Linked DNA regions of Homo sapiens: region 2 is linked to region 1. Evidence: chromatin loops called from intact Hi-C (ENCODE). Cell type or tissue: mammary epithelial cell. All regions are shown on one strand. Links, peaks and the distances in the headings refer to the core of each region. The heading gives the core; the rest is flanking DNA.

The links. Hi-C counts contacts between places; a loop is a spot of excess contacts. Peaks named below come from ENCODE experiments on the same cell type or tissue, not always from the same donor. Only the 100,000 strongest peaks of a DNase experiment are listed, where the experiment ranks them.
Region 2: it touches region 1 in a loop (21-fold over the local background); 4 of 110 quality-filtered maps call a loop at or near these places.

What each region holds. Positions count from the first base shown.
Region 1 is chr9:94,059,449-94,070,446 of GRCh38, forward strand. It overlaps a transcript of PTPDC1 not described here. Among named protein-coding and RNA genes, the nearest start is that of PTPDC1, 20 kb to the right of the region's middle. In mammary epithelial cell, for the core only: a CTCF peak has its summit at 6,182 (motif pointing right); a DNase peak (open chromatin) is centred at 6,223.
Region 2 is chr9:94,598,578-94,609,575 of GRCh38, forward strand. It overlaps FBP1 (fructose-bisphosphatase 1), which reads right to left. Exons shown (of 7, transcript NM_000507.4): 5 at 8,238-8,375; 6 at 6,880-6,999; 7 at 4,556-4,995. The coding sequence ends at 4,804. Among named protein-coding and RNA genes, the nearest start is that of FBP2, 10 kb to the left of the region's middle. RefSeq lists an enhancer at 9,468-9,969. In mammary epithelial cell, for the core only: a CTCF peak has its summit at 4,882 (motif pointing left); a DNase peak (open chromatin) is centred at 4,894.

The DNA.
Region 1 (10,998 bases), core at 1,711-9,710:
GTTAGAGGATATTCACCTTTAAAATTTACAAAGATAATCAGAATTTAAAATTACAGAGATAATCAGAAGACAAATATTTTGATGTATTAAATAGGGGAAGGTTGGCATGATGGAAAGTATGGTAAATGAGGCAGTTTCCTCATCTTTAAATCAGGAATTCAGTAGTATGGTTTAAAGACGGTAGCATAAGAACCGGAGGTCTAAGTATAGTGATTATTACCCCCAGCCCCAGAATAACTAAAGTGAGAGTTTAAATGGTCTACTTCTGTGGGATAAAACTTGGCTTGGGGGGATAGAAGGTGGAGACTTTTATTTTTCATTCTATACCATTTATTCACTTGAAACTTTCATATATGTTTAATTATCCCTAATGAATATCTTTTTTAGCATCAAAATATATGGACCAGCTTTATTCTTTGACTGTTGTTGTATCCTGATGTGTCTTGAGATTGCTGAAAATGCTAATGTGATAATAAGCCACATAAACTTTTCAGATAAGGAAGGTGACTGGTTTTGTTTTGATTTTTGATGATTGTTCCACATCTGGGGACTAGACTTCAGTTCTGGGCACTAGAATATTAATAACTATAGAGTATATATATAGAAAAGAGCATCCAAGCTGATGAGGAGATCTAGAAACATTACTTATGACAAAAGGTAAAGGGAACTGCTGATGTATCATCTGGGAAGCTATATATCAGAAGTGAGGGGAGCATGATCACTAGCTTTAGATATATGGAAGAAAGGGTGTATTGTTCTGTGTGAGCAGAAATAGGACCAGTGGGTAGAAATTACAGAGTGGTAATATTATAAAAAGCTTTCTGGCTACCAGAGCTGTGTAATGATGTCACTGTTACTGTTTAGACAAAGATATTGTGGAGAGTGTGCTCACATTTGGTTAGGATTCTCCGAGAGGAACTTCTGAGGTTCCTTACAACTTAAAGTTTCTGAAGGATTAGTTAGAAATAAGTCTTTAAAGTAGTCCATAATTGTAACCCAGAAGAGGACAATTAACTCAACATATACTTTTTAAATAGTCATTGTGTTAGTCTGTTCTCCCGTTGCTATAAAGGAATACCAGAGACTGAGTAATTTATAAAGAAAAGAGGTTTAATTGGCTCACAGTTCTGCAGGTGTACAGGAAGCATGGCAGCATCGGCTTCTGGGGAAGCCTCAGGGAGCTTTTACTCATAGCAGAAGGCAAAGCAAGAGCAGGCATCTTACATGACAGAAGCAGGAGGAAGGCAGGGGGAGGTGCTACACACTTTTAAACAGCTGAATCCCATGAGAACTCACTCACTATACACTACCAAAGGGGGATCATGCTAAACCATTCATGAGAACTCTGCCCCCACCCATGATCCAGTTACCTCCCACCAAGCCCCACCTTCAACATTGGGGATTACAATTCCACATGAGAGTTCGGTGGGGATGCAGATCCAAACCATACAATTCCACTTCTGGCCCCTCCAAATCTCATGTCCTTCTCACGTTGCAAAATACACTTATGCCTTTCCAACAGTACCCCCAAAGTCTTTACTCATTCCAGCACTAACTCAAAAGTCCAAAGTCTTATCAGAGACAAGGCTAGTACCTTCCACCTGTGAGCCTGTAAAATCAAAACCAGATTAGTTACTTCTAAGATACAATGGGGATATAGGCATGGGGTAAATACTCCCATTCCGAAAAGGAGAAATCAGCCAAAAGAAAGGGGCTACAAGCTCCATGCAAGTCTGAGACCCAGCAGGGCACTCATTCAACCTTAAAGCTCCAAAATACTCCATGGGAACACTGATGCAAAGGGTGGGCTCCCAAGGCCTTGGGCAGCTCGGCTCCTGTAGCTTTGCAGGGTTCATCTCTTAAGGCTGCTCTCATGGGCTGGCATTGAGTGCCTATGGCTTTTCCAGACACAGGGTGCAAGCTGCTGGAGACTTTGTCATTCCAGGGTCTGGAAGACAGTGGCCTTCTTCTCACAGCTGCACTAGGCAGTGCCCCAGTGGGGACTCTGTGTAGGGGGTCCAACCCCACATTTCCCCTCTGTGCTGCCCTGGTAGCAGTTCTCCATGAGGGCTCTGCCCCTGCAGCAGGCTTCGGCCTGGACATTCAGGTTTTTCCATATATCCTCTGAAATCTAGGTGGAGGTTCCCAAGCTTCAGCTCTTGCATTCTGTGCACCTGCAGGCTTAACACCACATGGGAGACACCAAGGCTTACGGCCTGCACCTTCTTAAGCAGTGTCCTCAACTGTACTTGGGCCCATTTTAGCTACAGCTGGAGCTGCTGGGGTGCAGGGAGCAGTGTCCTGGGGCTGCACAGGGCAGCAGGGCCCTGGGCATAGCCCACAGAACCATCCTTTCCTCCTAGGCCTCTGAGCCTGTGTTGGGAGGGGCTACCTGGAAGGTCTCTGAAATGCCTTCAAGGCGTTTTTCCCATTGTCTTGGCTATCAGCACTTGCCTTCCTTTTCGTTGTGCAAATTTCTGCAGCCTGCTTGAATTGCTCTCCTGTAAATGGACTTTTCTTTTCTACCACATGGCCAGGCTGCAAATTTTCCAAACTTCTATGCTCTGCTTCCCTTTTAAATATAAGTTTTAGTTTCAGGTCATGTCTTTGCTCATGCATATGAGCATAGGCTTTTAGAAGCAGCCGGGTGACTTCTTGAATGTTTTGCTGCTTAGAAATTTCTTCCACTAGATACCCTAAATTCTCTCTCAAGTTCAAAGTTCCACAGATACCTAGGGCAGGGGCACAATCCAGCCAAGCTCTTTGCCAAGGTTTAACAAAAGTGACTGTTGCTCCAGTTCCCAGTAAATTCCCCATTTCCATCTGAGACCTCCTCAGCCTGGCCTTCACTTTCCATATCACTATCAGCATTTTAGTTACAACCATTCAACAAGTCTCTAGGAAGTTCCAAATTTTCCCTCATCTTCCAGTCTTCTGACCCCTTCCCACTCTTCCAACCTCTGCCCATTACCCAGTTCCAAAGCTGCCTCCACATTTTCAAGTATCTTTATTAGTCCATTCTCGCATTGCTATAAAGAAATACATGAAACTGGGTAATTTCTAAAGAAAAGAGGTCTGATTGCCTCATGGTTCTGCAGGCTGTGCAGGAAGCATGGCAGCATCTGCTTTTGGGGAGGCCTCATGGTGGAAGGCAAAGTGGGAGCAGGAGCAGGAGGAAGGGCGGGGAGGTGCTACACACTTTTAAACAACCAGATATCATGAGAACTCTACCACAACATCAAGGAGATGATGCAAAACCATTCATGAAGGATCCATCCTTATGATCCAGTCATCTCCCACAGGCCCCACCTCCAACACTGGGGAACACAATTTGACATGAGATTTGGGTGGGGACACAGATCCAAACCATATTAGACATGTTTTCGGTAGGCTTTAGGATACAGAGATAAATAAGACGTGAATAGACTCAAGGAACTCAGTCTAATATGGTCCATTTCAGTTTGACAGTTGTGTCACGAGGGTACCTATATACTGGCTTTTCCATTCTCTAGAGACATAAAGGTGAACCAGTCATAACTCATCCTCATGACCCCATGGTCTACAGGGGAGACTGTCAGGTATACATGTTTCATTACATTATAGCTGAAGAGCAAAGAGTGAGGGCAGGGAAAGCTTCACAAAAAAAGTGATGACTGGTCCAAGTTTGTCACCAGCATGCTCTGTCACTCTCCATGCTGTATCATGTGGGACAAGGCAGGACCTTCTCTGGGACATGGTTCATAACTTCTTATATACAAAATAGCCAGGGCTAGCGTCCCAGCTGCTCCAAAATTCCATGATTCTAATATGGTGATAATTGTTTTTCTCATCAAAATGTTTTAAGAAAATAGTCCAAATTTTAAAATATGGTAAAAAATGTTTTATCTAAGTCTAATCTTAATGGATATCCTTTCAAATTAAGTTTTTGCTAATGAATTTCCTGGAACAACTTGTTCCATTAGTCCCTTTACTTAATGTCTTTATGTAACGTTCATTTGAAATACTATGCACATTATAAAATTTTGCATTAATTAGTATGATACCTGGTGTGTGACATTATTAATATTTCAGGAAGCATTCTTTTTAATTTCACTTTAGATCACCCCTGTGATTTTAATTCCTGTATTTCTTTTGAAGGGAAACAGCTTTATCAAATAGGATTTTAGATTTTAAATTTTGTACTTTTTTGAGCGTATAAAGATTGCTTTTAGAAGTAAAATTTTAGTGAACTTGAAATTCTCAAAGAATCACTGAGATTTGAGAAGTGACTTTTTTCTCAGAGGAATGATCCAGTGCACCAAAGAAAAATATTAATTAGGGCTGGATTTAATTACCATTGTAGATTTATTGGTACAAGAATTTCAACAAGTTTTTATTGCCTTTAAATAAAATTCATAGCCATTTAATAAGCTAATAAAAGTATAATATTTGACCTCCCAATAATAGATGTTCAAACCGTAAACATGGTTTTGCCAAGAAAATTATTAAAATCATTATTTAGAAAAAACGTTTGAATCGTGTTATTTTATCTTGTATCACAGTCAACTCCATAAACTTTTCTGGGTTATGTGCTTGCATTTTATGGAAATAGTTTTGTCATTTATAAAATTCCACAACTGAGTTTTGTTTTCATCAATATTTACATTGAGGTACACTTAGGAACTACAAAGTTGAATTACACAGTTGTTTATCTGGAAGCTCAAAAATGTTGAGATCATCTTTATTAGAATTTCTTTCATCCGCAGCTGTGTACTAATTGAAAAAACTGAACTGGAAGCTGAAAGATGGGATTAACTACCACCCTACTACTTAGTGTGTGTTAATCCTACTGACATGACTTCTACCCCTTTAAAATAGGGGATGATAGCTACTTCGTAGAGTTCTTTTTAGAAAAAAGTGACTTAATACTGGTGTCTGGCACATAGAAATAACTTAATAAGTATAATTTTTGGTTTTTTGACATCTAAGAAGATTTAATTAACTTTTCTCAATGGAAACTGTATCATTTGAGCAATACAATAATCTGTTAGCCATGAAATTTAGCATGTGTAATTAATGTAAAAATTATTGAGGTATTTTACATTGTATTTTTTGTGTTAAATTTTCAGCATCTTGTGTGTATTTTACACTTAACAGCACATCTCAACCTGACTAGCCATATTTCAAGTATCTGCCACTTGGCCAGTGACTGCAGCATTGGATAACAAAGGTCTAGCCATATTTTGGGTGATTAATAAATGACTGTCCCAAGGCAAACTTTCAAAAAATAATTTTTTTTCCAACAGACTACCATGGCTGCAGGAGTCTTGCCTCAGAATGAACAACCATATTCTACCTTGGTGAATAACAGCGAGTGTGTTGCAAACATGAAAGGTAATGTCTCTTTAATACACTTTTTGTCTCTCTGTGCAAGCTGGCATTTAATAAAAGTAGCTATATGAATGGACACAAAAGAAAAGGCTCTCTTCTTCATATTGGAATCCCAGGTTGCAAGTATTACTTACTGCCTTACCATCTTGGCCTGTTAGAATTCCTTTTCAAAATCCTGAATAATGGCCTTGGCCTTTTAAGAAGGAGTATTGCAAACAGTGTTTGTCTCCTGCATAATTATCATCAGCTGAGATTATGCATTTGTTCCTATCATCAAAGGCCTACTTATGAATCAAACTTTAATTTTGTTCTCCTTTCATTAGTTGTAAGTGCCACTTAGCACATCCAGAAGCACTCCAGCCCTACTTCTCCCAGTGTCTTTTCTCCCATGCCATTTTGCTTTTTATATGACACCCCAGGCAAGGACAAGTGTCGTGACTTGAACTCTTACTACCACATTTGCCCTTTACTCGTCCTGACCATCACAAGCTCTGAGCTGGGAGCCTCCCTGCTTCTGCTTTAGATATTGCTGGTCTTGCTACCACCACCGGCAGTTAGCCAAGGGAGATGTTAAGTAATTTCTCTTGGCAGTACCACTTGCAGTATTTTCTAACTGCCCCCTTGGGGCTTTGCCCACCTTCACTTTAGTCCTACTGTATGGAGAACTTTGAAGGATTTCTCCCCTAAGTATGGATTAGATGATAGGAAGAAGAGTAAAGGAGTAAGGGTCTAACTAAAGGTATTGAGTTCAACACTTGCTAGGAACAAGTCAGTTCTGTTGTGTTCTTGCTGGAATCTGACCACTCCACCAGGGGGCGTTCTCTCTCATCAAGAAAACCATTGTTTCCCACTTCTCATCTTGTCTAAACTCCGTATGCTTGTAGATACTCCTTCATCTGTCTTTGCTGTGTTTGGCCCTAGAGGCACTAATACTACTGGTAACTACCATTTGTGGACAGCTTCTAGGTGCCAGACTTAATGTGTTAGTTTCCCTGGTCTTAGAAAGAAGTACTGTCTAAAACAAACACAAGAATGATGTCTAGTGGCTGCTTCCCTTCTAGATGTCTAGTGGCTGCTTCCCTTCTAGAATAATGTTTCTTTCCCCCTGAGTAACTCTTCAGCCAACAAGTCTGAGTCAGACAAACCTTTTTCCCTTTTCTTTCTTCTGTTGTAAATGTTACCTCTTAGTTGGTGTTTCTCAATGGCAATTCTGTTGGCTTTGCGGGTGGGACAACTCTTTGTTGTGCTGGAGAGCTCTGAGCACCTAAGACATATAGCATCTCTGACCCCTACCACTAAATCCAGTAGCATCCCCAGGTTCCAGTGACAATGAAAAAACCCGGCATATTTCCAAATACCCCCAGGAAGGTTGTACCACCTGTATTGTGATCCACTAGGTATGCTGATTTTTACCTTTCCAAAAAACATTTTTTAATTAAAATTTTCCTCTTAGTATAAATGCAGCTAATTTTTAATTAGGAAAAAATCTAGACAAATAACATCTGCTTTATAGCTAATTTTATTAAAGCATATCTCATCTATAAAGATAGTTATACTTTATTATGTTTGTGGATGGGAAGTATTTTTTTAAATGTTATATAATGATTCATGGGAAAATTTAATTGGGGGGATACATAAAGTATTTATTTTTAAAGGAAAACAGAAAACTTATCAAGAAGTAGCTGTGGAGTGAGACAGAACTAGAGTTAAATCTTGATTCTACTACTTAAAAAAAATTTACTTTTTTTTTATTTTTTGAGATGGCGTCTCACTCTGTTGCCTAGGCTGGAGGGCAGTGATGCAATCTTGGCTCACTGCAGCCTCCGCCTCTCAGGTTCAAGAGATTCTCCTGTCTCAGCCTCCTGAGTAGCTGGGACCACAGGTGCATGCCACCACGCCCGGCTCATTTTTGTGTTTTTAGTAGAGATGGGGTTTCACCATGTTGGCCAGGCTGGTTTTGAACTCCTGACCTCAAATGACCCGCCTGCCTCAGCCTCCCAAACTGCTGCGATTACAGAAGTGAGCCACCATGCCCGGCCATAAAAAAATTAAAAAATAAAAAATAAAAAAACTTTTATTACAGAAAATTTCAAACACAAAAGTATACAGAATAAAATAAAGATCCCCATATTTGTATCATCCCCCATATATGCATCATCCCTCAAATATGTACCATAACCCAGCTTTAACAATCTCAGCCACTCACTTCTCTCACTCAGTTCCCTGCATCAGTATTACTTTGAAGCAAACTCAAGGCATCGCGTCATTTTGTTAAATAACCACATCATTGGCTGGGCGCGGTAGCTCACGCCTGTAATCTCAGCACTTTGGGACACTGAGGTGGGTGGATCATAAGATCAGGAGTTCGAGACCAGCCTGGCCAATATGGTGAAACCCCATCTCTACTAAAAATACAAAAAAATTAGCCGAGCATGGTGGCGTATGCCTGTAATCCCAGCTACTCGAGAGGCTGAGGCAGGAGAATTGCTTGAACCCGGGAGGTAGAGGTTGCAGGGAGCCAAGATCATGTCACTGCATTCCAGCCTGGGTGACAGAGTGAGACTCCATCTCAAAAAAAAAAAATAATAATAATAATAATAAACCACATTATTACTACCATACCTCAAATAATCAACATTATTTACTTGATATCATCAAATATCTAAACAGTGTTCAATTTTCTAATTGTCTTATAGATATACCATAGATATAATTATACATGTATATATTGTGTGTGTATAATTTGTTTGAATTGGGATCCAAAAAAAGTCAATACATTGTAATTGGTTGCTATTTAGCTTCAATCTCTTTTCTTTTTTGTCTCCCAGGCTGGAGTGCAGTGGCACCATCTCAGCTCCCTGTAACCTCTGCCTCCCAAGTTCAAGCGATTCTCATGTTTCAGCCTCCCGAGTAGCTGGGATTACAGGCATGCGCCACCATGCCTGGCTAATTTTTGTTTTCTTAGTAGAGACAGGGTTTAGCCATATTGGCCAGGCTGGTCTCAAACTCCTGGCCTCAGGTGATCCACCTACCACAGCCTCTGAAAGTGTTAGGATTACAGGCGTGAGCTACCGTGCCCGGCTTTCAATCTCTTTTAAACTTGGGCTTCCCTCTGTCTCTTTTTCCTTACAGTTTATTTGTTGGAGAAAACAGGTTTTTTTGCCTTGTGGAGTTTGCCACAACCTGTATTTTGCTGATAATATCGACATGATATTTTCTATAAATTGGTAGATAGATGTAGAGTCTAGTCAGATTTTTTTTAATTAACAAGACTGTTTCATGGGCAGTGCTATATTCCTCCCTCAGGATGCCCAGGCTGTATGATTGTCTTGCTTTTTGTGATGTTAATTTTTTTATTTTGAAATAATTTCAAACTTACAGTAAAGGTACAAGAAAAGCACACAAAAGAACTCCTACATTCTGTTCACTCAGAGACCCCCATTCAAGTTTTGTCAGCAGTCCCAATAATATCCTTTAATAGGAAAATGATTCTGGTAATGTTTTTTAAATCCCTTTCAAAGGCCCTAGTCACTCCTTTCTTGACCTTTATGACCTTAACATTTTTTAAGATTATAGACAATTTTTTTTTTGTAACATGTTCCTCAGTTTGGGTTTGTCTGCTGTTTCCTCATGATAAGACTGAGATTATGCATTTTTGGTAGAAGGGTCACAGATAACACAAGATGTCATTTTGCCCCGTCACTGGTTATGTTTAGTTTGATCACATCAGTAAAGTGGTGTCTGCCAAAGTTTATCCATTATAAATTATTCTTTCTCCCCTCATAGTTAATATTTTAAGGAGAGATGATTTCAGACTACGTAAATATCCTGTTCCACATCCAACTTTTACCTAGCAGTTTTAGCATCTATTGCTGTTTCTTGCCTGAATTAATTATTACTGTGATAGATAACTGGAGATTTTCTTCGCCTGCCCAACCCTCCGATAACTGGAGATTTTCTAATTTCATTATTCCTTCTGTTTTTATTAGTTAGCATTCTAGTGTAAGGAAGAATTTCCCATTATTTGTTCGATTATTTATTTATTTAGCGTGGATTCCTATTTTGTTCAGTGGATTGTAATCCTTTACTATGATTTATTTGGATGCTTCAGTTTCCCCATATTTGGACAGTAAGAACCCCATCAAGCTGTTTACAATGTCCATTTTACATGTCCCCACCATTCCTATATTCCTCACTCTCTGGCACAGCAAGATCTTCCAGCTCATTTTATTCTCTTCTTGCCCTGGCCCAGAAATCAGCCATTTCTTCAAGGAGCCTTGGTTCTTTTTAGTAGGAAATATAACCAAGATCTGGTATGCTCACTACTACTGGTATATCATGATTCCCAACCCCTTTTAGGGGACAAAGCTGGGAAATATGTGTTCATACATATACATATGTACCTGTCCATTTTTACGGGTACAGTCATCCCTCCTTGTACACAGGGGATTGGTTCCAGGACCCTCCCACCCCCGGTATACCAAATCCATGCATACTCAAGTCTCACAGTCTCCTCTGTGGTACCCACCCATACTAAAGGGTTTTGCATCTTGCATATACTGTATTTTCAGTACCTTTTGGTTGATAAAAATCTGCATATAAGTGGACCAGCTCAGTTAAAACCTCAAGAGTCAACTGTATATTTATTTCTGTTTCTGTCTATATATATTGAAAACCACAAGTTCACTTTGGTACTTCCAATTCTTTTTTTTTTTTTTTTTGGACAGAGTCTCGCTCTGTTTCCCAGGCTGGAGTGCAGTGGTGCAATCTCTGCTCACTGTAACCTCCGCCTCCTCTGTTTAAGCAATTCTCCTGCCTCAGCCTCCCAAGTAGCTTGGATTACAGGCACCCGCCACTGCGCCCAGCTAATTTTTTTAGTAGAGACGGGGTTTCACCATGTTGGCCAGGCTGGTCTTGAACTCCTGACCTCAAGTAATCTGCCTGCTTCAACCTCCCAAAGTGCTGGGATTATAGGCGTGAGCCACCATGCCCAGCCAATACTTTCTTTTTTTTTTTTTTTTTTTGAGACGGAGTCTCGCTCTGTCGCCCAGGCTGGAGTGCAGTGGCACAGTCTTGGCTCATTGCAACCTCCGCCTCCCGGGTTCACGCCATTCTCCTGCCTCAGCCTCCCGAGTAGCTGGGACTACAGGCGCCCGCCACCACGCCCGGCTAATTTTTTGTATTTCTAGTAGAGATGGGGTTTCACCGGTTAGCCAGGATGGTCTGGATCTCCTGACCTCGTGATCCGCCCGCCTCTGCCTCCCAAAGTGCTGGGATTACAGGCATGAGCCACCACGCCTGGCCAATACTTTCAATTCTAATCCATTATTACACCATCTTTATAGCTGTTCCCATTTATAATTATGTAAGAATGAGAAACCTGGCTCTTATTATCCCCAGTATGTTTGCTTATTTACTCAGCCGTACTTTTCCTAACCAGTCTCTCAACCCTGCCAGGCCATCACCCAACTCGGCTGTATTTTCCACACAGGGCCCGTACCCTGCCAGGCCCCACAGCATATGCCATGCACCCTACTATTTGCCTGCCTTGTGTTGCCCTGACCTTTGCTGGATGACCCTTGCTTAGGCTTTATGTATGGCTCTTTCTCTTTGATTATATATACATTT
Region 2 (10,998 bases), core at 1,812-9,811, 540 kb after region 1:
GCCCGGCTAATTTTGTTTTTGTATTTTTAGTAGAGACGGGGTTTCACCGTATTAGCCAGGATGGTCTCAATCTCCTGACCTCGTGATCCGCCCGCCTCGGCCTCCCAAAGTGCTGGGATTAAAGGCATGAGCCACTGCGCCCGGCCACAATGGAATACTATTAACAACACAAACACTAGTGTCACGTGTGGCACTTAGGCGAGTCTCAGAGGCATTGTGCTGAGTGACAGCAGTGGTCTCCAGCGAGTATCTACAGTCTCATTCCATTTGTAGGGGACTCTCCAGAATGCAAACCTGTGGGGACAGATAACTCTCATGGCTGCCAGGGGTAGGGGTGTGGGGAGGGGACAGGGCAATGGGGGTTTGCATGATAGAACAGTTCTAGACCCCAATTATAGTCATAATCCCAATTTCAAATTTTGCAAACTGAAATTCTGTACCCATTAAACAAGAACTCCCCATTCCCCCTCCCAACACCTAGTCCCTGGCACCCGCCATTCTGCTGTCTCTATGAATTTGGCTACACTGGGTCCCTCATAGACCATACAGTATCTGTCCTGCTGCGACTGGCTTATTTCACTCAGCACAATGTCCTCACCATCCCCGCATGCTGTGGCATGGGTCAGAGTTCCCTCCTCTCTGAGGCTCAACAGCATTCCCTGGTATGGACACGCCACAGTCTGTTCACCCATTCATCCTCTATGGCCGCTTGGGTTGCCTCCACCTCTGGGCTAGTGTGAGTAATGCTGCCATGAGCACAGCGTGCAAACATCTGTTCAAGGCCCTGCTTTTGATTCTCTCGGGGATGTGCCCAGAGGTGGACCTGCAGGATCATATGGTAATTGTCTGTCTAATTTCTGGAGGAACTGCTGCACCATTTTCCACAGCGGCTGCACCATTTCACACTCCCCAGCAGTGAGCAAGAGTCCCAGGGTCTCCACCTTATTGCCAGCACTTGTTATTTTCTGTTTGTTTGTTTTTACAGTAACCATCCCAATGGGTGTGAGGTGGTATCTCACTGTGGCTTAGAGTAGTTGCATCTTCCTAATGATTAGTGATGTTGAGCAGGTGCTTATTAGCCACTCCTGTAATTATTTTTATTATGCTTTTTGTTTGTTTTGTTTTTTGAGACAGAGTCTCGCTGTGTTGCCCAGACTGGAGTGCCGTGGCACGATCTCGGCTCACTGCAACCTCCATCTTCCAGGTTCAAGTGATTCTCCCATCTCAGCTCACGAGTAGCTGGGACTACAGGCACGCACCACCATGCCTGGCTACCTTTTGTATTTTTAGTAGAGATGGGGTTTCATGATATTGGGCAGGCTGGTCTCAAACTCCTGACCTCAGGTGATAAGCCTGTCTTGGCCTCCCAAAGTGCTGGGATTATAGGCGTGAGCCACTGCGCTCGGCTTATTATGTTTTATTAACATATCTGTTCACAACAGATTGGAAGTGAAACAAACAAGCCAGTGTTATGAGCAGATCTCTGGAGAGGCGCCGGTTGTCCGGCACTGTGGGTGTCAAGGATGAGCAGAAGCCTGGATAATTTGGGGATCAGGAGGGAGGGGGATTGGCCAGTGCCATGTATAAGTCAGCTCCCCCCGTAAAGGGATCCAAGGGAGGGCCTGCTATTTCTGCCACCCTCCAGCCCAGGCTGGCACCTGTGCAGCTGTCATGCCCCTTTCAGCTACATTTAAATGTTGGAAGTTCGAGTTACCTACATGATCTGAAATTGCAGCTGGTGACCTTTCAGCAAATGCCAAAGTTCTTTCAGGGCACACAACAGCGTGGACACACGGGGCATCTGGAAGGCCCAGAGGAAGGGGGGGGCAGCGTCCAGCTCACGCTTTTTTCAGCGCCACTGATGCATTGGTGATCACAGAGCTATTTATGGGCTTGCTGTGCTTGGTGAAAGGCCCTCACAGGCCTGGGCGGAAGTAGTAAGGACAAACAGAGTCTCTGAACAGTAAGGCAGTCTTAGGGCAGTTCATAGGGCGGGGCCCCCACCTGAAGTCTAGGATCTGGACTGTGACTCTACAGTACTAGCTGAGAGCATATTCTCTGTTAGCAAAACTCTGTTAGAATGCCTTCCATGCCCCGTCTCCAGTGATCTCAACAAACGCTCTTTCATGAAACCTCAGCATTTCTGCTTCCAGCACGGCAGACCCTTTAGGGTATCTGCTCAGCCCACGATCCCCATCTAAGAGAGAGGCGTGCCCTGCCCATAAAAAGAAAACCCAAGGCCACGTTTGTCTTATATGACCCGGGTCTATGGCTGCAGCTAACTGGACACAAGCTAAGACGTCAGGTTTTTTTCTCCGGGGAACTTGGTGTGAGACATGGAGACACAGTGGATTGGCTGACAATGCCAGGACGGACTAAGGGTGTGTCCTCGGGGTTAGGAAAGCAGTGGGTGCTAGGTTTCATGAGAGTCCCCTGAAGCTTTCCAACAAATTGCCTTTCTGCTTTAGCAGAATAAATGGGTTTCTGTTACCTACGATGAAAATGGCCTTGACTACAATAGATATTACAATTAACATTTTGCAAATGAAGAAAGGGAGACTCAGAGAGGTTAAAAATATTGCCAAGCTTGGTCTAGTTTAGTCAGGATAGCGTATGTTATCGTGCAGCAACAAATAAACCTGAAATCCCCACGGCTTAGCACAGCAAAGGTTTGTCTCTCCTTCTGGTCCCAGGCTGACATCGACATGGCGGTGGCTTAGGCCTCCAGGCTCCTGCCATGTCATGAACCTGTACAAAAATGCATGGCTTCAGAGGAGGACCCATCCTAATGTAGGTAATCTAGGCTCATCTCATCTTAATCCTTACTTTAATTAGATCTGCAAAGACCCTCATTCTTTTTTCTTTTTTTTTTTTTTTTTTTGAGACGAGTCTCGCTCTGTCGCCCAGGCTGCAGTGCAGTGGTGTGATCTCGGCTCACTGCAAGCTCTGCCTCCCGGGTTCATGCCATTCTCCTGCCTCAGCCTCCTGAGTAGCTGGGACTACAGGCGCCCGCCACCACGCCCAACTATTTTTTGTATTTTTAGTAGAGACGGGGTTTCACTGTGTTAGCCAGGATGGTCTTGATCTCCTGACCTTGTGATCCGCCCGCCCGCCTTGGCCTCCCAAAGTGCTGGGATTACAGGTGTGAGCCACTGCACCCTGATATATATATGGAAAAGGCTCCCAGACCATATTTCTCTCCCTTCATGCTTTGAGAACCAGATGCCAGCTGAGTTACAAGAAGTTTAAAACTCAAGAGGTGCTTTGTGCGTCAGGGGACTTTCCCAGAGGGCAGCCCCAGCTGGAGTGGAGAAATATTGGCTTTGGGTCTGTCTGGTCAGTGGGCAGAAGCAGATCCAATGCTCAAGATCAATTTCCTGCTGGGAAAATGTGAAATGAATGGGGAGTGTTTGGAGGGGAAGAAGCAGGATTCACATACACACATGTTTTCAGTTCCCAAGTGGAATCATATGGATAGATCCATTTTATATCTAGAGCTCAAGGAGGGCCACAGGTGTTACTTAGTGCCTGACAGAGCTTGCCACGATCTTGGACTCTGGTCCAGTAAGACCAGGGTTAGCGGAGGGAGAAACTGTTTCTATAGAGAGTTTAGTGAGAAGCCTGCTTGCTTGCAACAAATTGCATTTCCTTAAACCCTGTTCTTGTAGTGAATCCTTTTTCTTATGGTAACTAGACTGTAGGAACTATTAGCCTTTGTGAGTTAAGTGCCGTGCTTTTATAGAAAAATCACCACTGGGTGGCTGGGCGCAGTGGCTCACACCTGTAATCCCAGCACTTTGGGAGGCTGAGGCAGGCAGATCATGAGGTCAGGAGTTTGAGACCAGCCTGGCCAATATGGTGAAACCCCGTCTCTACTAAAAATACAAAAATTAGCTGGGTGTGGTGATGGGTGCCTGTTATCCCAGCTACTCGGGAGGCTGAGGCAGGAGAATCGCTTGAACCCAGGAGGCAGAGGTTGCAGTGAGCCGAGATTGCGCCACTGCACTCCAGCCTGGGAGACAGAGTAAGACTCCGCGTCAAAAAAAAAAAAAAAAAAAAAGAAAGAAAGAAAGAAAGAAAAAGAAAAATCACCACTGGGTAAACAGTAAACTTTCACTTGGGATTCAGATGGTTACATCCATGTTTGGGAGGCCAGAGGGTCACATGCAGGTACCACCACTAAGCCATTAGCTCCCCCATTTCTAGGAGGGCGTGAGTCGCCATGTTCAGGCTGCATGGTTCCTCAGCTGCAATCCTGAACAAGGCTGGGGAATGATGGGCCAGGCCTGAACGGGACGACATGAAGGAGAAGCCGTATGCTGGCTCACAGTGGCCAGGCTGCCTGCATTCAGGTCCCCACTCTGCCACTCATTGGCTGGAAGCCTTGAGCCAATTACTTCACCTCTCCTCGTCCATTTTGTCATCTATAAAATGGATTATTCAGAGTATCTGATTCATTGGGTTATTGTGAAGATTAAATGAGTTATCTAATGTTATATGCATCAGCAGTTATTATTGTCATCATCATTATTATTTGACACAAAGCAAGGGAGACTTTTTTTTAAGGAGGAATAAGTTTATTTCTCCTCCATCCACTCAAAATATATCTTAACACCAGTGGCATTATGGAGACAGCATTTGGTTAGGGAGTGCCAAGCATTCTACAGCATTTGATGGTGGAAATAGTCATGCTTTTTATTTCTGCTCTCTAGGAATGTAAGGTGCACAGCAGGTCAGGGTACTGCTGTGTGAGACAAAAGGTCCAGGTAGAGGCAATTCTCCGGATGCAGGCAGGGCAGGTGCTCACTGGGCAGAGTGCTTCTCATACACCTTCAGGAACTCGAGCACGTCGTCGGGGGATCCCAAGATCACCGGCGCCCTCTGGTGAATGTCTGTGGGAATGACGTCTAACACGGCCTCCTTCCCAGTGGTGGCCATTCCCCCAGCCTTCTCCATGACGTAGGCCATGGGGTTGCATTCGTACAGCAGTCTCAGCTGGAAAACAAGACCGGGTAGCGGCCTCCTTGTATCAGAAGGTATTGCGTAAAAAAGAGACTTTTCTGCAGCAAAACATGCAGAGCTGGTGGGAGTTTCCAAGGGAACGAATACTGTATTTTTCCTTCCTGTGAGGCTGTAAAAGTTTCCTCCCACCCCAGGTTGCATCTGAGACAAAACAGTTAACCATTTGGTTAAATTCAACCATTCATCAAGCCAGTGCCAGCAATAGATTACCTGATGCAAATGTGAGACAGACCACCTGCATACTGGACAGAATGACATTTTGGCAGAAGCGATCATTGCCTTCTCTTTATACCATGGAAACTGGACTTAATGAGTGATTCTGTGTGTGTTGGATGGAGCTTCGCCTATTCTAAAAGCAATAAAAAAAATCCATGGTGGTGTCTGGCTACAGACATCTGGAAAGCAGACCGGCTCCTCCAAACAGTGTGATATTGTTTGCAACTCTGTGTGCATTCCTTTTACGATTCTCCGAAGGCTTTTGGGTTGGAATTCAGTGTATTATACGTCTTGGCATTCACCTTTAAATATTAACTTTTTTATTGTATGCCTTTTCATGCAGTCTGCCTACTGAGCGACAGCTTTCTGCAGGTGTTTCCTGAGTCTATTTCCACATAGGTGTCATGGCTAGTTTTGAAAAACCAAAAAAAAAAAGAAGGAGCCTCAATATTTGTGTTCAGGAACAATTTCGGGGGACTTTAGAGAAAAGTGCTGGAAAGCAGGCTAACCACACAGGTTGATATGCCCGAGGCAGCTACAGCTGGATGATGGTTTCAGTAAATAGAAATGCCTTCATTCTGGATGCCACATGCTGCAAACAGACCCAAATACATCCAAACACATAGGTTTTGTGTTTAAGGGAACTGTTGTTCCTGTTCTCCTCTTGCATTAAAAAAAAAAAAGGCAGCCACGCGTGGTGGCTCATGCCTGTAATCCCAGCACTTTGGGAGGCTGTGGCGGGTGGATCACTTGAGGTCAGAAGTTCAGGACCAGCCTGGTCAACAAGGTGAAACCCCGTCTCTACTAAAAATATAAAAATTAGTCGGGCGTGGTGGCGGGCACCTGTAATCCCAGCTACTCAGAATGCTGAGGCAGGAGAATCACTTGAACCCAGGAGGCAGAGGCTGCAGTGAGCTGAGATCGCGCCACTGCACTCCAGCCTGGGCGACGAGTAAGACTCTGCCTAAAAAGCCATCTGTCCACTGGGAAAACATAAGAAGGACACAATACTTGGGAAGGAAGCACACTGTCACCCTGGCAGAAGGAAAGCAGGGCAGCTCTGAGCGAGCGTGAGGGAGCACAGCCACCCTGCAGCCTGCTGGGAACACCATGGGCTTGGACTAGTGAGTCGGTGGTGACGGCTCACCTGAAAGCTCTAGGTTTCCCCAGAGATTCTTTCCTCCCCTAAAAGGTATCGTTTTCCAAGTAGTGGATGTTGACTCACTAGTTACCTCTGTTTTACACCTTTTGAAAGCAATCAAAGAAGACTTCTACTGAGGATACACATTTGATTCGCTGCCTTGGAAGTGAGGCTGGGTTGTTTCATTTCACTTTATGAATGGAATTCATTTTGCCCCAGCCAAGCCCTGTATCCACTGGAAGCCCTAAGGACTTTCAGTCCTCGTCCTGACCGTTCATTCTCTTTTGCCATAGCACTGGAAGGGCTCTCAAGAGACTATTTTTATCTTTAGTTGATATCGTCTGGCTTTACCTTTAATCCACAAAAGAATATGCTACAGACACACGTAGCAACCTAGCATGGAGCGTAATAGCTAGCAAAACCTTTCTTCTTCCTAAACTAAATCGCGTGGGCTGCAAGTGAAATCTGCTCCTCACTCCCTCTCCAGGGGACACCCTTACCTTTCCATTGGGGCTCTTCTTGTTAGCGGGGTACAGAAATATCCCTCCGTAGACCAGAGTGCGATGAACATCAGCCACCATGGAGCCCACATACCGGGCCCCATAAGGAGCTGAATTATCCTGCAAGTTAAGACCAGCAAGAATTAGGATTGCAGAAAATAAGAAAGAGAGTTTTCTTGGTGTCTCCTAAGTTTCTTTGATTCCACATCCATTCACCGAGCACCTACAAGGTATGTATTTGGGGCTGTGCTAAAAAATGTGATGAGAATCCTGTTCCCAATAAATAGAAAATGGAAAAATGGAGACAGCCTCTCATCATCTCACAATAGGTCAGATTGCCCACAGAAGCCCCAACGAGGGTATGGTTGATTCTGGTTATGGGGCTGAGGCAGGCATTACAGAAACTGTACCATTTAGTAACACCTTAAAGGCTGAGAAAGTTTGTTACCAAGCTAAGGAACCGGGCAGGGGTGGGAGGCAGTGTGTAATTTACAGGAGAGGAAACTGCACAAGTGTCTGCTTAGCAATGTGGAGAGGGATATGGTCCTGGAGGAGGAGCCTGTGGGACTCGGGTGTGCGTGTGCGGAGCTTGGGGGCAGGAGGGGAATCCAGGATAAGGTGAAAGGAGAGATGAGTAAGCTGGAGAGAAAGCCTGGGGCAGATCTGAGGCCTCCTTGAACGTCCTGCAAACATTTGAGCTTCATCTCTAGCAAACAGCAGCCATCGATGGCTTTTAAACAAAGAAAGGACAAAATCAGATATTCCATATAGAGCAAGCTCCACACAGCCATTTCTTCTCTTCATATTCACTAGCTTGTAACCTCTTTAGGGAGATGTCACGATGGGCACTCTCGGTCTCGAGATAACTGATAGATGCACCTCAGGCAGGCCTAGCAAGGGGCAGACACCACTTGACGGGCATTTGAGTGGGGGAACCACATTTCATCCCATCTGGGACCATGGACCCCAGAAGGGAAGATGTTTTACTGCCATGAATTCATTCATTTGTTTAACTTTATTATCCTAATTTTCTTCTGCCAAGAGAAAGTAGCAAAGGCTGACATGGAGACTGATTTTTGATGTCTCAGGGTGAGAATTCCAGTCTCCAGTACTGAGGTGAGAACTTCATCGTGGGCTCAGTGTAGACGGAAGCCCAATCCACTCCATCCCTGCTTCCTTTCACCTTTAGGGTAAGTCATCAACCAATAGATTTCCACACTGCTCAGGAGCCCCACATGAGGCCCAAGGCCCTCGATCCCAAGGATCCCTTTCATCTCCGGGGGATGCCCCTGCCTCCAGAACGGCCTCTGGTGCCAGATGCCCAGAACCTGCACCACCCTCCCCGGGCCCTCACTTACTGGGGGGAACTTCTTCCTCTGGATGTACTCAGTGACGGCAGGGTCAAAGTCCCTGGCGTAGCCCTCGTTAAGGCTGTAGATTTTACCTTTCTTTTTTATCTTCACATCCTTGTCCACCAAAATGAACTCCCCGATGGCCTTTTTAGACAAGGAAGGAAAGGTGGAGAGATGACGAGCGCACTGGGTCCCCCAGGCCTGGATGAGGCGAGCGATGGGCTGGGCTACGCTGGGCTGGGGTCGCGGCGCACGGGCACCACTCATCTTGGGGCCCCGAGACACCTGCCAGGCTCTCTGGGAACTGTGAATGGGGTGAGGGGAAGCAAGACAATGCTGCAGAAGCCATCAGGGTGATAACAGACACTTTCGACTTTGTTTGCATATGATTTCAGTCAAACAAGAAAGAAACCACACAAAAATAGGGAGAGCAGACTTGTGAAACAACTGCTAAGCCTGCAAGAGAGTAAGAACCGTGTGTCCAAAGCAATATAAGATGTGTATGCCTTTACCAAACAGAAAAAAGGGTTGGTTCAGGCGGGAGGTGGGCTCTCAGGAGAGACGGGCCACCGCAGGATCAGTCCCTGAGTTACACCCAAGTGCTCAGCGCTGTTCTCGGCTTTACATTTCTACCTTGATGGGAGTTCTCCTTTCTGGGCGTTCTTATAGAACAAAGTAGAACCCTGAGTTTTGAGTCTGGCGTACGTAACTTCCGATGGCCTTTGCTCGCTGGCGTGTGAAGTTTTTCTCAGACTGCCTCTTCCCACATAGCCCAGGGTTAAGCTTATGCCTTTAAGCTTTAGGCTCTTCAAAGGAGATTTGAATTTGGGGGAAAAGTGTTGCAGAAGTCCTATTGCTCCGGATTGAGGATTGTTATGGGTTCCTGTGTGTTTTTGGCAAGAGGGTGATCGAGGCTCTGCCCATTTAGGAGGGGCTTGACGTTGACACAAGAGTTGAAAAGAAAAAAGGCCCACCGACACCTCTCTACCTAGCCATTTATTCCACAGCAGAAATTGGTTCCTACCCATATGGAATACGTTGAAACCAGACAGACAGGGAGAAAGGGAGGGGAGAATTCACAGTGGCCATTGAAAGGTGTCACTGGAAGTGATTCTTCTTTCTTACTTTTATGCCTTTTTTAATATTTTCAAAATTTTTGACCACAAGTATACCGGAATATTCTTTTATCGTTGGTAGAAAAATAAATAAATAAATGTCTTTCAAAAAACTATATAGAAAAGAAAGCCATCTCACAACAGTTGCTGGGTGCAGAGCGCAGGGCCCAGCCAGACTGTCCATGGTGCAAAGGAGGAAAGTCTGTGTACAGAGACAAAACATAAAAGCTCCCAGAAAGTTGAAGCCGCTGGAAACCCGAGTACAGCTGTAGCAGTGTTTTCAGCAGAAACCGTCAGCCTGGCTTTGCAGCAAGCGCAAACAAAGAGGAAGCACTTAGCACCTCCCTGGCGGGAGGCTCAGCCCCGTCAGGCACCGCAGACAGAAGGGCTGGAATCAAATCCCAGCAGCCCTGCATTGCGCTTCCAAACATTCAGGACTGAGGAGGGCAAAAGACTATCAAACACACAGAAGCTTCCCTACAGGGATGCTCCCCTGCAATCTGGAAACAAGAAGGGATTGAATGTTTTCTCTGCTTCCACCAACTCAAAGGTAACAAGAGAAGGCACCAGAAGAATGGGAAGCAGTCAGGGCCCGGCAAATCACAGTCAGCAAACATCAGTGGTGCCCGAAATTCCATCCTGGGCTCAGGTGGAACTTTGCTCTGGTTCTGCCACTAACTCCCCCACCCCACCCCTACCCAGGTCACCACATTTGGCGACTTTAACTAGTGCTATTACCCTACCCTTGTTTATTTGTTAAGTGCCCATGCTTCCAAGGAGGTGAAAGTCCACTTCCCTGACAGCCTGGGACAAAGGCAGCCTGTGTTGAGTTAGCCTTCCTGCCACACACAGACCCGGCCTCACCTCCAGCAGCCTATCTCGCACAGAAGGTTCCTGTTCCTTGTCTGTTCCTGGGGTTCAGTTTGCCAGCAAAAAGCACTTTACACATAGTTCACTAATGTCATAGGAGGACATCTCTAAAAGTTAAAAAAGTTGGCCAGGCATGGTGGCTCATGCCTGTAATCCCAGCACTTTGGGAGGCTGAGGCGGGCAGATCACCTGAGGTTAGGAGTTCGCGACCAGCCTGACCAACATGGCGAAACCCCGTCTCTACTAAAAATACAAGTGTGGTGGCAGGCGCCTGTAGTCCCAGCTACTCAGGAGCTGAGGCAGGAGAATCGCTCGAACCCAGGAGGCAGAACTTGCAGTGAGCCGAGATCACGCCACTGCACTCCAGCCTGGGAGACAGGGCAAGACTACATCTCAGAAAAAAAAAAAAAAAAGAAAGAAAGACTGCACCAGTTAACTGAAGGTTTGTGTAAATGTACACGAATAAATGTGGGAGCTATTTTTGAAGAAGCAATGTCGTCCACTGCTTCAGTTGGCACACCCATTCGTCTCAGGAAAACAGCCTTTTGGTGACTAAAGTAGAAAAGCTAGAAATGGATGGATACAGTTTATGGCAAACAGAATATCTACAGCCCCATCAGGTCCATAAATGCATTTTAGTTGGCCAACATAGTGTTGCACACATGCAGAAACATTATGTTTTTTACAATCCAGTGTTTCTTGAACCATTAATAGAAGCCTTGGCAAGGCGGGCCCCCTCCTCCCAATTGTAATTGCTGGAACTCTTCAGTTCACCCCAGTTC